Linked DNA regions of Homo sapiens: region 1 is linked to region 2. The links are chromatin contacts, found by Hi-C or POLR2A ChIA-PET in ENCODE. All regions are on one chromosome and are shown on one strand. The core of a region is the stretch at or near the end of the contact, and the rest is flanking DNA. Distances in the headings are between cores, read along the strand shown. Region 1 overlaps ATXN1 (ataxin 1). Region 2 overlaps ATXN1 (ataxin 1).

Region 1 (5,671 bases), core at 952-3,451, 270 kb after region 2:
ATATTAAAGCATTAATTAGCATTAGCATCTGTGTAAGAACATAAAATGCCTAGAAAGGAGCTCAGAAAATTAAGGATAAAGAAGAGTCTTATCCGTTGCAACTGAAGGACTAATGATTGTTTCGGTAATCTGTGATATATGTGTGAAGGAAGCAAAGCATCAACAACAAAGCATTTCTGTACAAAAATTATCTATGAAGTCTAAATGACAGAAACTACACATATCGCCATTCAAGTGCTGTAAACATTGAGCTGACGTAATTATAAATACTTACTGTAAGCTATTTCTTTTGCTAAAAAAAAAATTAGAGATGCATATTCATCCACTTCTGTTAATTACTGGACAGAGTAATGTGACTTCATAAATAAATACTAAGGATTTGACTAATGAATATGCCATAAAATGTCTGAATTAATAGCAAGCACATTTCATATGTGGTCTATTAGATGCTATTCTAATTTAGAATTGCAGAAATTTAATGAAATAGACTGCAAACAGGAAAATACAGGCAAGACTATTTTGCAATGCACTTTGGAAAAAAAATAAGAATGAATTGTTTACAAATGCTACCAGTACATAGTTGAACAGAATGAACTGGTAATAGTTATTTTACGAAGCAAACTCATAATTCTGCCCTATGTTGCTTTTCTCTTGCATATTGGCCAAATTTAAATAATGCATATTAGAGTTTTATATATTAAGTCCTACTGAAATATAAAGTACTATCATTATTGCATTTTGAGATTTCTATTCTCAATTCACATTTATCACTGATAAAAGATAAAACCCCAAAGCAAATCATTTTTCTGATTGAGGCTTTTCCTCAGAGATACTAGAGTTGTAGGGGAAGTATAAAAATACTAAATTCATAACATTCTTTTTTTTTTTTCTTTGAGACAAGTTCTCACTCTGTTTCCCAGGTTGGAGTGCAGTGGTGTGATGACAGCTCACTTCAGCCTCAACCTCTCGGGCTCAGGTGGTCCTCTCACCTCAGCCTCCTGGGTAGCTGGGACTACAGGCACACGCCACCATGCCTGGCTAATTTTTTAATTTTTTTTTTTTTTTGAAACATAGTTTCACTCCTGTTGCCCAGGCTGGAGTGCAATGGCGCAATCTCCACTCACCATAACCTCCGCCTTCCAGGTTCAAGCAATTATCCTGCCTCAGCCTCCTGAGTAGCTGGGATTACAGGCATGCACCACCACGTCCAGCTAATTTTGTATTTTTAGTAGAGATGGGGTTTCTCCATGTTGGCCAGGATGGTCTCGACCAGCATGTGGTCTCCCAAAGTGCTGTGATTACAGGCGTGAGCCACTGCGCCCAACTATTTTTTTAATTTTTTAGTAGAGACAGGGTCTTGCTATGTCGCCCAGGCTGGACTCAAACTACTGGTCTCCAGCAATCTTCCCACCTAGGCCTCCCAAAGAACTGGGACTACAGGTGTGAGCCACAGTGCCCAGCTGTAACCTATTCATTTACCATGAGACTATTAAACTCCTTTTAAATTGAATTATAATTCTATTCCATGGCCACAGCTATTGACCAGTTTACCCTAAGTATATGGTTCTTTGCAACATAATTAAAATGAGAAGGTAGAATAGACAAAACCAAAAAAGTCTTAATTTGATCATTTTTATTTAAATTTACTATTAATTTCATTACCATGATGCTTATGTTTGCGTCATAACATCTGATGGAATCTTAGTAATATAAGGCAAAATTCTTTGTTCATTATGCTGGTCCTTCAATCAGGGATGTCCTCATTCATTCAAGCATTGCTCTTCCTTTAAGATTCAGCTCGATGTCACTTCCTTTGTGACATGCTCCCATACATATTGTATTTTCCCTGCCGTGTAATGATCTGTCTCCCTTTCTAGACTATGAGCTCCTTAGGGGCCCCAGCGAGGTCTCTGTATTTTTCATAACAAACTGCACAATTCTTTGCACAGAATATACTCTCAGTAAACACTGGTTTGATGTGTGGGTGAATACACACACTTTGATACTCTTATGACTATGGTGAAAAGGCCACTAATTGTGATTTCAACTTAAAGGTTAAAGCCAAAAAAAATCCATTTTTTAGTGAAATGAAACTCTTAGCGTTTTCACTTCCAGATGCATCAGCATTACATAAAAGATGTTGAAACTATTTTAAAAAATAGTCATGCTGCGCATTTTCCTGTCTGAGAATTAGACTGAAAATACCAAATTCCCCAGGGGCCCCTGGGTGTTCTAAAGACAAATGTTCAGTTAGCTATTGATTCCATGCACTCATTTAATGGAAATCCGGAGTAAGACTCAACCTCCCCACCACCAGCCTGTCACTCATTATTCTGCTCAGCTGTTTCAGAATAAGCGACGACTCCCGGGAGAGCTCTGCCCCCCTCCCAGTACTGGCCAGCACTTCAGTGATGATGAATCCGAGCAGCAGAGAATTTCAGTACTCAAAGCAGCAGAACATCAGTCCCAACTTACATTTTCCACTTCCATTGTCATTCTTATTCCTATATGGGCTTATTTCTCACATATCCACCTTTGATTTTTCAAGATCGAACCTTTGAAAAGGTGAGGGCCTGGCTGCCTAACATATTACATCATCACGCATATGCCGGACTCCTGCCTCACTCAGAAGACCACGTGTTGCTCAGAAAAGAAAGGTGGGCACCAAAAGAACAGGTTTCTCATAATATCCTACCCAGGCCCACAGTTAGACGTATTAGTCACTGTTGGGACAATGAATATGGGTTTTCCAAGAGGTGATCAAGCCTTTACTTGATGGATTTTCTTTTCTCCACGCCCCAAGATTTTCTAGGCTTTTGGTAGGAAGCACTATACAGAAAGCACCCACGTCTCCTAGCTGATTCTGTGTCTGGAGTTGGTTCCTTCTGGTGGGTTCGTGGTCTCGCTGACTTCAAGAATGGAGCCGCTAACCTTTGCGGTGACTGTTACAGCTCTTAAAGATGGCACAGACCCAAAAGACTGAACAGCAGCAAGATTTATCATAAAGAGTGAAAGAACAAAGCTTCCACAGCTGGAAAAGAATCTGAGCAGGTTGCACTGGTGGCTGGTGCGGGTGGGGGTGGGGGGTTGGGGGGGGCAGCTTTTATTCCATTATTTTTCCCGTCCATGTCCTGTTTCTGTCCTATCAGAACGCCCTTTTCTCAATCCTCCCCATGATTGGTTACTTTTAGAACCCTGCTGATTGGTCCATTTTACAAAGTACTGATTGGTGCATTTTACAAATCTCTTGCTAGCTACAGAGCACTGACTGGTGCATTTTTACAGAGCACTGATTGGTGCATTTTACAAACCTCTTGCTAGCTACAGAGCACTGACTGCTGCATTTTATAATACCCTTGGAAGACAGAAAAGTTCTCCAAGTCCCCACTCGACCCAGGAAGTCCAGCTGGCTTCACCTCTCAATTCCACTCAGTAGTTACTGTCAGCCTCCCCCTAAAACCTCCACCACTCAAGGAGCGACACTGTCAGAAGCAGACCTTCTAATTACTCCTGTGTGATCTCAAGCCCCCTCCCTGGGGACTATGGAAAGAGAATGTTAGGAAATAGAGATGGAAAAAACAAGCCATAATTCTGACATGCTATCACTTTAAAAATATTTCTATCATGCAATGTTTGTAACCCACAAAAGAATGCACTAACATGTACGTAACCTGTGAAGCATAAGAATAAAATGAACAGGCATACACCGACCACCCTATTTGAGAACTAGACATTTAGGGGTATTTTGATCCATCTACCTATTTGCTATTTCCCTAAGCCATCCTCCTGCCTTCTCTCCAGGGGTAACCACTATCTTAAATTTTCTATCTATCACTCTCTAAAATACATAGTTTAATTGTGCTTGATTTTAAACTTTATAATACTATCATACTGTATATAGTCTTTTGTGACTAGTTTTTTTCACACAATATTGTTTCTAAGATTTAGCCATGTTGTTACAGGTAGCTACTATAGTTCCTTCATATTCACTGCTGTATAATATTCCATTCTGTGAAGCAAAAAATTATATATATGTATGTATGTACGTGTATATGTGTGTGTGCATATATATATATATATATATATAAAGGTTCTCAATAGACTAATATATATATATATTAGTCTGGAGAGATAGAAGCTAATACATATATTAGTCCAATTATTATACATATTAGTCTAATTATTATATATTAGACTAATATATGTCTATAGAGATAGAAGCTAATATACATATTAGTCAAATTATACATATTAGTTCAATTATTATATATTAGACTAATATATATTAGTCTACAGGGATAGAAGCTAATATATATTAGTCTAATTAATATATATATTAGTCTAATTGTCATATATTAGACTAATATATATATATATGTCTGTTGACGACCTTTAAAATTTTTTCAGCTTCGTTTTTTTTTCTATTAGAAACAATGCTGTGTCCATTAGGAACAATACCCATCAGCATAAGTTTCCCTGGGTTATTGCCTAGGAATGGGTCTATGAATATTCACTGTTAAACAATAGTGCCAAATTGCTTTCCCAAATGACTATATCAACCTACACTCCCACCAGCAGTGCACCCCACCATTTTTTAAAACTGATAAATCATTTCAGAATCAAGAAAGAGATCTATTTGTGCTGAAGTTGGTGTTACAGGCTCAAATTCCTTTTTTTCCTTTTTTTTTTTTTATTTATTTATTTTTTGAGACGGAGTCTCATTCTGTCGCCAGGCTGGAGTGCAGTGGCACGATCTCGGCTCACTACAGCCTCCACCTCCTGGGTTCAAGTGATTCTCCTGCCTCAGCCTCCCGAGTATCTGGGACTACAGGTGCGCACCACCACCCCCACCTAATTTTTGTATTTTTAGAAGAGACGAGGTTTCACTATGTTGGCCAGGACGGTCTGGATCTCTTGACCTCGTGATCCGCCTGCCTCGGCCTCCCAAAGTGCTGGGATTACAGGCGTGAGCCACCGTGCCCAGCCTACAGGCTCAAATTCTAAATATCCATAAAGAAATAAGCATCCTGTCCCTGTCTCTCACATTGGTGAGTTTATACTTTGTTCAGCACTAAGCATAACAAACGAGAGTTACTTCGTAAGATGACGGTTACTTTACCACCTTCAAACATGGCATTAACTAATGACTTAGATTGGACTGAGGGTTAATAATTTGAAGACTCCCCATGACCTTCTTTCCTAGTCATTCAATTCTTAAGCAAGGTGGATACCAAAAGTGTCCAAAAATGCCCTAGCGTACATGAAGTGCCAGGGGCCAAAACCACCCACTTAGAACAGGAAATCATGTACAAATATAAGTACCTCAAGCTTGTGAAATTGAGAGACTTCTTTATTTCCTTCACTATTAGAAGCAGAGGAAGAGAGGGCTGATTAGATGGGGGGAAGGCTTAGCTTTTATTTTAAAATAGCAAAATCGAAAAACTTTGTAATTAGATTTTGCCAGACTTAGGCTTAAAGGAAAATGATTCTTTCCTCTCCAAAAGAATAAGGTCAGAGCCTAAGACTCCCAAACCTTTGGTCCTGGCTCAAAGGGTGAGCTACGAATCGGCCCGTTCTTCATCATCCTCCTACATATACCTATAGATCTGTCTGGGCATGAGTACAGAATTGGCAAATACAGGGTATGAGAAGAGACAACGATAAAACGGAC
Region 2 (5,555 bases), core at 2,451-4,950:
TGCAGTGAGCTATTATGGTGTCACTGCACTCCAGCCTGGGCAACAGAGCAAGACCCTATCTCAAAAAAAAAAAATGTGCCTTAAAGAACAACATAATATTCAGTGCTAAAAAGAAATGAGCTATCAGAGCAACAAGAAGACATGGAAGAACCTGAAATGCATATCGCTAAGTGAGAGACGCCAATGTGAAAAGGCGACATACCGGATGATTCCAACTGCATGGCATTCTGGAACAGGCAAAACTATGGAGAGAGTAAAATGATCAGTGGGTGCCAGGAGTTTCAGGTGGGGTGTGGGGGACAAATAGTTGATGCATAAGGGATTTTTAGGGTGGTACAGCTGTTCTGTATAATAATGTAATGCTGGATACATGACATCATAAATTCATCAAAAACAGCATGTACAACACAGAGTGAACTGTAGTATAAACTATGGACTTTAGTTAAAAATAAGGTATCGGTACTGGCTCATCAGTTGTAACCAATCTATCACACCAATGCAAGATTTTAATAACAGGGAAAACTGTTAGGTGTGTGAGACCTCTCTCTACTTGCTGTACACCTAAAACTGCTTTAAACAATAGTCTTTAATTTTTTTCTAAATGCTATAAACAACAACAGTCTGAGAGAATCAAAACATATAAGATGACCCAGTTGGGGGCACATATAGCACATACAGTTTAAAGGAGAGCATTTTTCTCCTTTTTTTTTTTTTTTAGAGAGGTACAAAGACCCACAAACAAAAATGTGGTTTGACATAGTTTCTCTGTTGGAGCCTTTCCAGCACCAGAACAGACAGGAAGTGTGTATTACCAACAACTGCGGCACAAATCCAGGGCTGGGCTCTGCACACAGGGCAGTCACCAACTATCTATTTTTTGATACATTAGGATTCATCGCCACCAAGCTCGGCATGTTCAATGTTGGCAAGTGGGTCTGCCTTGGCTGCAAAGGGACTGACTCTACAGGCTCATGTGCCGCCTGCATGAGGGCCTCGGCTATTTTTAGGTACCAGCTAATCCATTCAATGCATAATGTTACCACCGATGACTCACAGCTCACAGAAGTCAACCAAAAAATAGTAGAATGAAAGGAAAGCCATCGGTAGACAGCCAGTAAGTACATCATGATAACAACTGCTGTACGAGCACACACACAGGCACACTCACACCCACGCCAGGACAGTCGGGAGGAGGAAATGGCACTGAATATTAAGCAGCCACCGAGTCAGGGAAGCAGTCACCTCGGGAGGCGCTGGGAAGCGACAGACGGCCCTAATAACACAGAGCCTGGCATTTAGGAAAGAAGCAAAGGAACGTGTCAACCCAGAGCACTTTACCAATACATTTTACAACTCCACTGAGCAAATGCTGTGTACTCTTCAGAGAAGCTGAACCTAGGAAGGGTGAGACAGAAGGATGGGATAATATAGAACGCCGCCAGATGGAAGCCAAAGGCTCCCCAGCTGGGGCCATCCTGGGCAGGGCTGTCCCAGCGGGCACGTCACTAACAGCCTCTTGCAGAAGAGGAGCCTGGGAGCCCTTGTTTCTGCATTGGTTGTCTTACTGATCTGGAGGGCTGGAGCACCAATGCACCCCTCAAATCCAGTTCATACTCAGAAATACAGATTGATATGCTCACGCAGGCTGGCATGACATCATTTAGCCTTAGAAACAGGAACGGCGGGAAGGGTGCTCGCCTCGGCCACTCGCGGGATTCCACCCCGAGGATTACAGGCAGGGTAAAAATGGCTTATTGTGCTCATTGGAAAAGTTCAGCCTTCTTTCTAGACTTTCATCAGCTGCCTCTCCTTCCATAAACTCTTTTTAGAACACGAGGCCTTTGATTTATTTTTCAGCTGTGAATCACTTTCTCAGGGCCCGAGCCATCTAAGTTGAAGCAGGGAAGGGAAAACTAACATTGCACAAGGTCCCAGTGCTACTGACGGGTGAGGGATATGTTCAGACTCAGATCTCTTCAGTGCCAGTTCCTGCATTTTCCAAGCAGCTAACCTACTTCCTACCCAAGGAGGAGGTGCGAAGCCCCATCCTTCTTTTGAGTTGCATTGGCTCCCACGTTGATGCTATCGCCTCGGGGGTCGCATCTGGATGCGCCACAGACTTATGGCCTCAAACTTGGAGGATATTAAGTGGATTATATTTGGCAGTGAGGCCCAAGGGAAGTGATTCTGTCATCCTTTGGGACTCTCAACCAGAATCAAGGCATGGCAAAGCAGCAACTCTCTTCCAGGGTGGGGAACGTGCTATCACCCTCCACTGAAGAGGAAGGAGGCTTCCTTTGGTGCACGCAGTAACAATGGACAACACCTGGCATTCCCCTTTCCTCCCACAGCACCTAGGTGGGGGCCTGGGGGATGCATAGACGCTTTGCTCGAGTGGAGAAAAGCTGTACTGGGCAGGGCAATGCCACAGGGATAGTGACAAACACGGAAAAGCATTTTTCTCCTACATTGCCTCGTCTGGAGCGTCAGCTGGGACAATGCTGGGGGCATCTTTCCACAGTCTTAATGAGGAATTCAGCCCCTTAAAAATCATCCCCAAACTAAACACCCCTCAGTTTTATATGCCATGGCTTTAGTTCCCATGAGGTCTGTGTGCCGCTTAGCATGAGGTCAGTACATGTTCATCTTAATGCTCTTCTTGGTTTTTTGTTAACCGACGCTAATAAATTTTTACAAGGGCTGTGCTGTTCTGGAAAGTATAAAAGTGAAGCATTAAAAAACGGAACCCTCTCAAGAGATTATCTCCTATGAAGAATCATACGTGGCCGGGCGCCGTGGCTCACGCCTATAATCCCAGCATTTTGGGAGACCGAGGTGGGTGGATCGCTTGAGCCCAGGAGTTCCAGACCAGCACGGGCAAGATAGCAAAACCCTGTCTCTACAAAAAAACACAGAAAATTAGCTGGGTGTAGTGGTACACACCCATAGTCCCAGCTACTGGGGAGGCTGAGGTGGGAGGATCAATTGAGTCCAGGAGGTTGAGGCTGCAGTGAGCCAATGATCCCATCACTGCACTTCAGCCTGGGTGACAGGGCAAGACCCTGTCTCAAAACAAGCAAACAAACGAACACAAAAACCCACAGAAAAACAAAACTCATTTGCCTGGTTTAGAGAGGAGAGTGCTGCAGCTCAGAGAGGTGAAGTAACTTGTCCTGCCAGAGACCCAAATCCGCACCCCTGGGTCTGTCACCACCATACTATATCACACTGCTTTCCCTGGGGGTGTGATGTTGGGGGGGTCTTATGAGTTCAGGCATCCTCAAGAGTCTGTTCATGCAGGATTTCTGCCTAGAGTCACAATGCCATCTGTTTTGGAGAAAACCATCTCTTCTTCCACAACTTCCCCAATCAAATTTGTGATTTTGCTTATTAAGCTCAACAATTTGCACATTTCTGAATTTCTCTGTGGGTGCAGTGTCAGCAGTGCCTAACCAGTTGAGAAGACCAGGAAGATTCTTCAGGCTAGGGGAGAAAACCCCTCAGGAAGGCACTGCAGAGGGGAGAAGGATGTAGCCTTTGGAACCTCAATTAAGTCCAGATATGAGTTCTCTCTCTCCCTCCCATCTCCCCCTCTCATGCTCTCTGTCTGAGTCTCCACTGACTCTGAACCTGTCACTTGTGGCAAACACAGCTGGTGGAGTATTTTAGCTGTGATGATGTCAGCCGATTTCTGATAGGCTCCTCGGTAAAGTGACAAATCATTGGTTGCGTCAGGCCTTGCACTTTTGTTTCTACAGCGTGAAGCCCTAGCTGCCTTTTCAGCAGGTCTCAGCACACTTGCCTTTCTTTGAGGAAGCCCTTCCCGGCATGCAGCATAGCCACGCGGGGGCCAACCTCACAGACCTGCCAACAGGCCCTGACAACACTTCTACCTGCTCGTCTGCACCCTGGCTGTCAGTAGAGAGATTTAGTGATCTCACTATGGGAAAAAACATGAGAACAGGGCTCTGACTTCACAGGGAAGCCAATTTCTCTTTCATTTAATCATTAATTTTGCAAAGTTTGGAGTAGGGAAAAACACACCTAGATCTTCCTCCCCAAGAACAGAAGAGGGCTGTAAGGGGCTGGGCGCAGTGGCTCACGCCTACAATCCCAGCTTTAGGAGGCTGAGGCGGGTGAATCACCTGAGGTCAGGAGTTCGAGACCAGCCTGGCCAACATGGTGAAACCCTGTCTCTACTAAAAATACAAAAATTAGCAGGGGGTGATGGCGTGTGCCTGTAGTCTCGGCTACTTGGGAGGCTGAGGCAGAAGAATCACTTGAACCAAGAGGCAGATGTTGCAGTGAGCCAAGATCACCCCACTGCACTCTGCACTCCAGCCTGGGTGACAGAGCAAGACTCTGTCTCCAAAAAAAAAAAAAAAAAAAAAAAAAAAAAATAGAAGAGTCTGGTTTCTGCAGAGGCTGCCAGGCCTGGGAAGTGTGGCCCACAGCTGAAGTGGCTGCCTTCATTCTCAAGCTGAAGTTGATGCTGGCCGGCAAGGAACCAGTCGCATTTCTAAACAAAACCTCTTTTCACACCTGCCTCTGTTCACAAAAATGTGTTAAGGATTCTAAGTACCATGAAAAGCAATGACTCTTCACTCATGTTTATTTTCCATGTGTCACCTGGGGTCTGTGAAGAGTCAACTTTGCTCAAGGTAGTTCATTTTCTTTCTCCTAGTACCCACCCCTAATTCATGCAGGAAGTGAACAGCCACTACAGAGGGGTAGTGAGCTGTATTATTATGCCATTTATTTTAAAAATCCTGATTTTCTTTTTTTTTTAAATAAGATCTTTGGGGAAATCTTTCTTGGGCCCTTCCAAAGACTGTAAACCTACAGTGACATCTCATAATACAAAGAAAAGTATTCAGGGCTAAAAGCTCTCGGCAATGCAGGGCCCCGGCTTTGTGCAAGCCCCCATATCCAGTCATTCACGAGTGGTTCTGGAAAACTGATTTGGTCCTTTCCTCACTTGGGCATTTAAGAAATGCTCAAAAAAGCCAGACATAGGGACTCGTGTCTGTAATCTCAGGGCTTTGGGAGGCCGAGGTGGAAGGACTGCTTGGAGCCCAGGAGTTTGAGACCAGCCTAGGCAACACAGCAAGACCCCATCTCTACTAAAATGTTTTTTATTTTTAAATTAGCTGGGCATGGTGGTATGCACCTGTGGTCCTAGCTACTAGGGAGGTTGGGGTGGGAGGATCGCTGGAGCCTAGGAGGTCAAGGCCACAGTGAGCTATGATTGCACCACTGCATTCCAGCCTAGGAGACAAGAAACACTGTCTCAAAAATGAAAAAAAAAAATGCCCAAAACAATTCAAACCATTAATTAGTTTATCTTTTTTTTCTTGTTTTATTTTATCTGAATGTCCCAAATAGCAGCTATTTCATGACTATTTTCAACTCAAGCTGGAAGGAGGCTCTGTCCCATTTGAATGTTTTCAAATCCTAGATGGAAACACTTGTAGAAAGTACGCTCGATAGCCAGGAAAGCTCTCAGCTGCAGGCTGAACCTGCTGGACTCCCAGCAACTTGGGCAGTGAAAGAAA

What was found. A loop is a pair of places that touch in the nucleus more often than their neighbours do. ChIA-PET counts read pairs that join two places held with the same protein, here RNA polymerase II (POLR2A). Pooled maps may share reads with other maps.
Region 1: a pooled map shows a loop between it and region 2 (6-fold over the local background). The contact joins two enhancer-like sites. A Hi-C loop is called at or near these places in 1 of 168 maps with a recorded cell type or tissue (B cell), 25 of 37 single-sample maps with no recorded cell type and 15 of 50 pooled maps. POLR2A ChIA-PET finds 5 or more read pairs at or near these places in 5 of 52 experiments (GM12878, HEK293, HepG2 and 2 more).

Annotation. Positions count from the first base shown.
Region 1 is chr6:16,589,795-16,595,465 of GRCh38, forward strand. All of the region lies in intron 3 of ATXN1 (ataxin 1), which reads right to left. Among named protein-coding and RNA genes, the nearest start is that of ATXN1-AS1, 170 kb to the right of the region's middle. Within about 2 kb of position 2,202, at least 4 of the 41 ENCODE cell types and tissues checked have a DNase peak (open chromatin) inside an H3K27ac peak, as active enhancers do; they include B cell, where a contact is called at or near this core.
Region 2 is chr6:16,319,156-16,324,710 of GRCh38, forward strand. The region is part of intron 7 of ATXN1 (ataxin 1); the gene reads right to left. Among named protein-coding and RNA genes, the nearest start is that of GMPR, 83 kb to the left of the region's middle. RefSeq lists enhancers at 1,183-1,302, 1,215-2,048, 3,526-3,585. Within about 2 kb of position 3,701, at least 22 of the 41 ENCODE cell types and tissues checked have a DNase peak (open chromatin) inside an H3K27ac peak, as active enhancers do; they include B cell, where a contact is called at or near this core.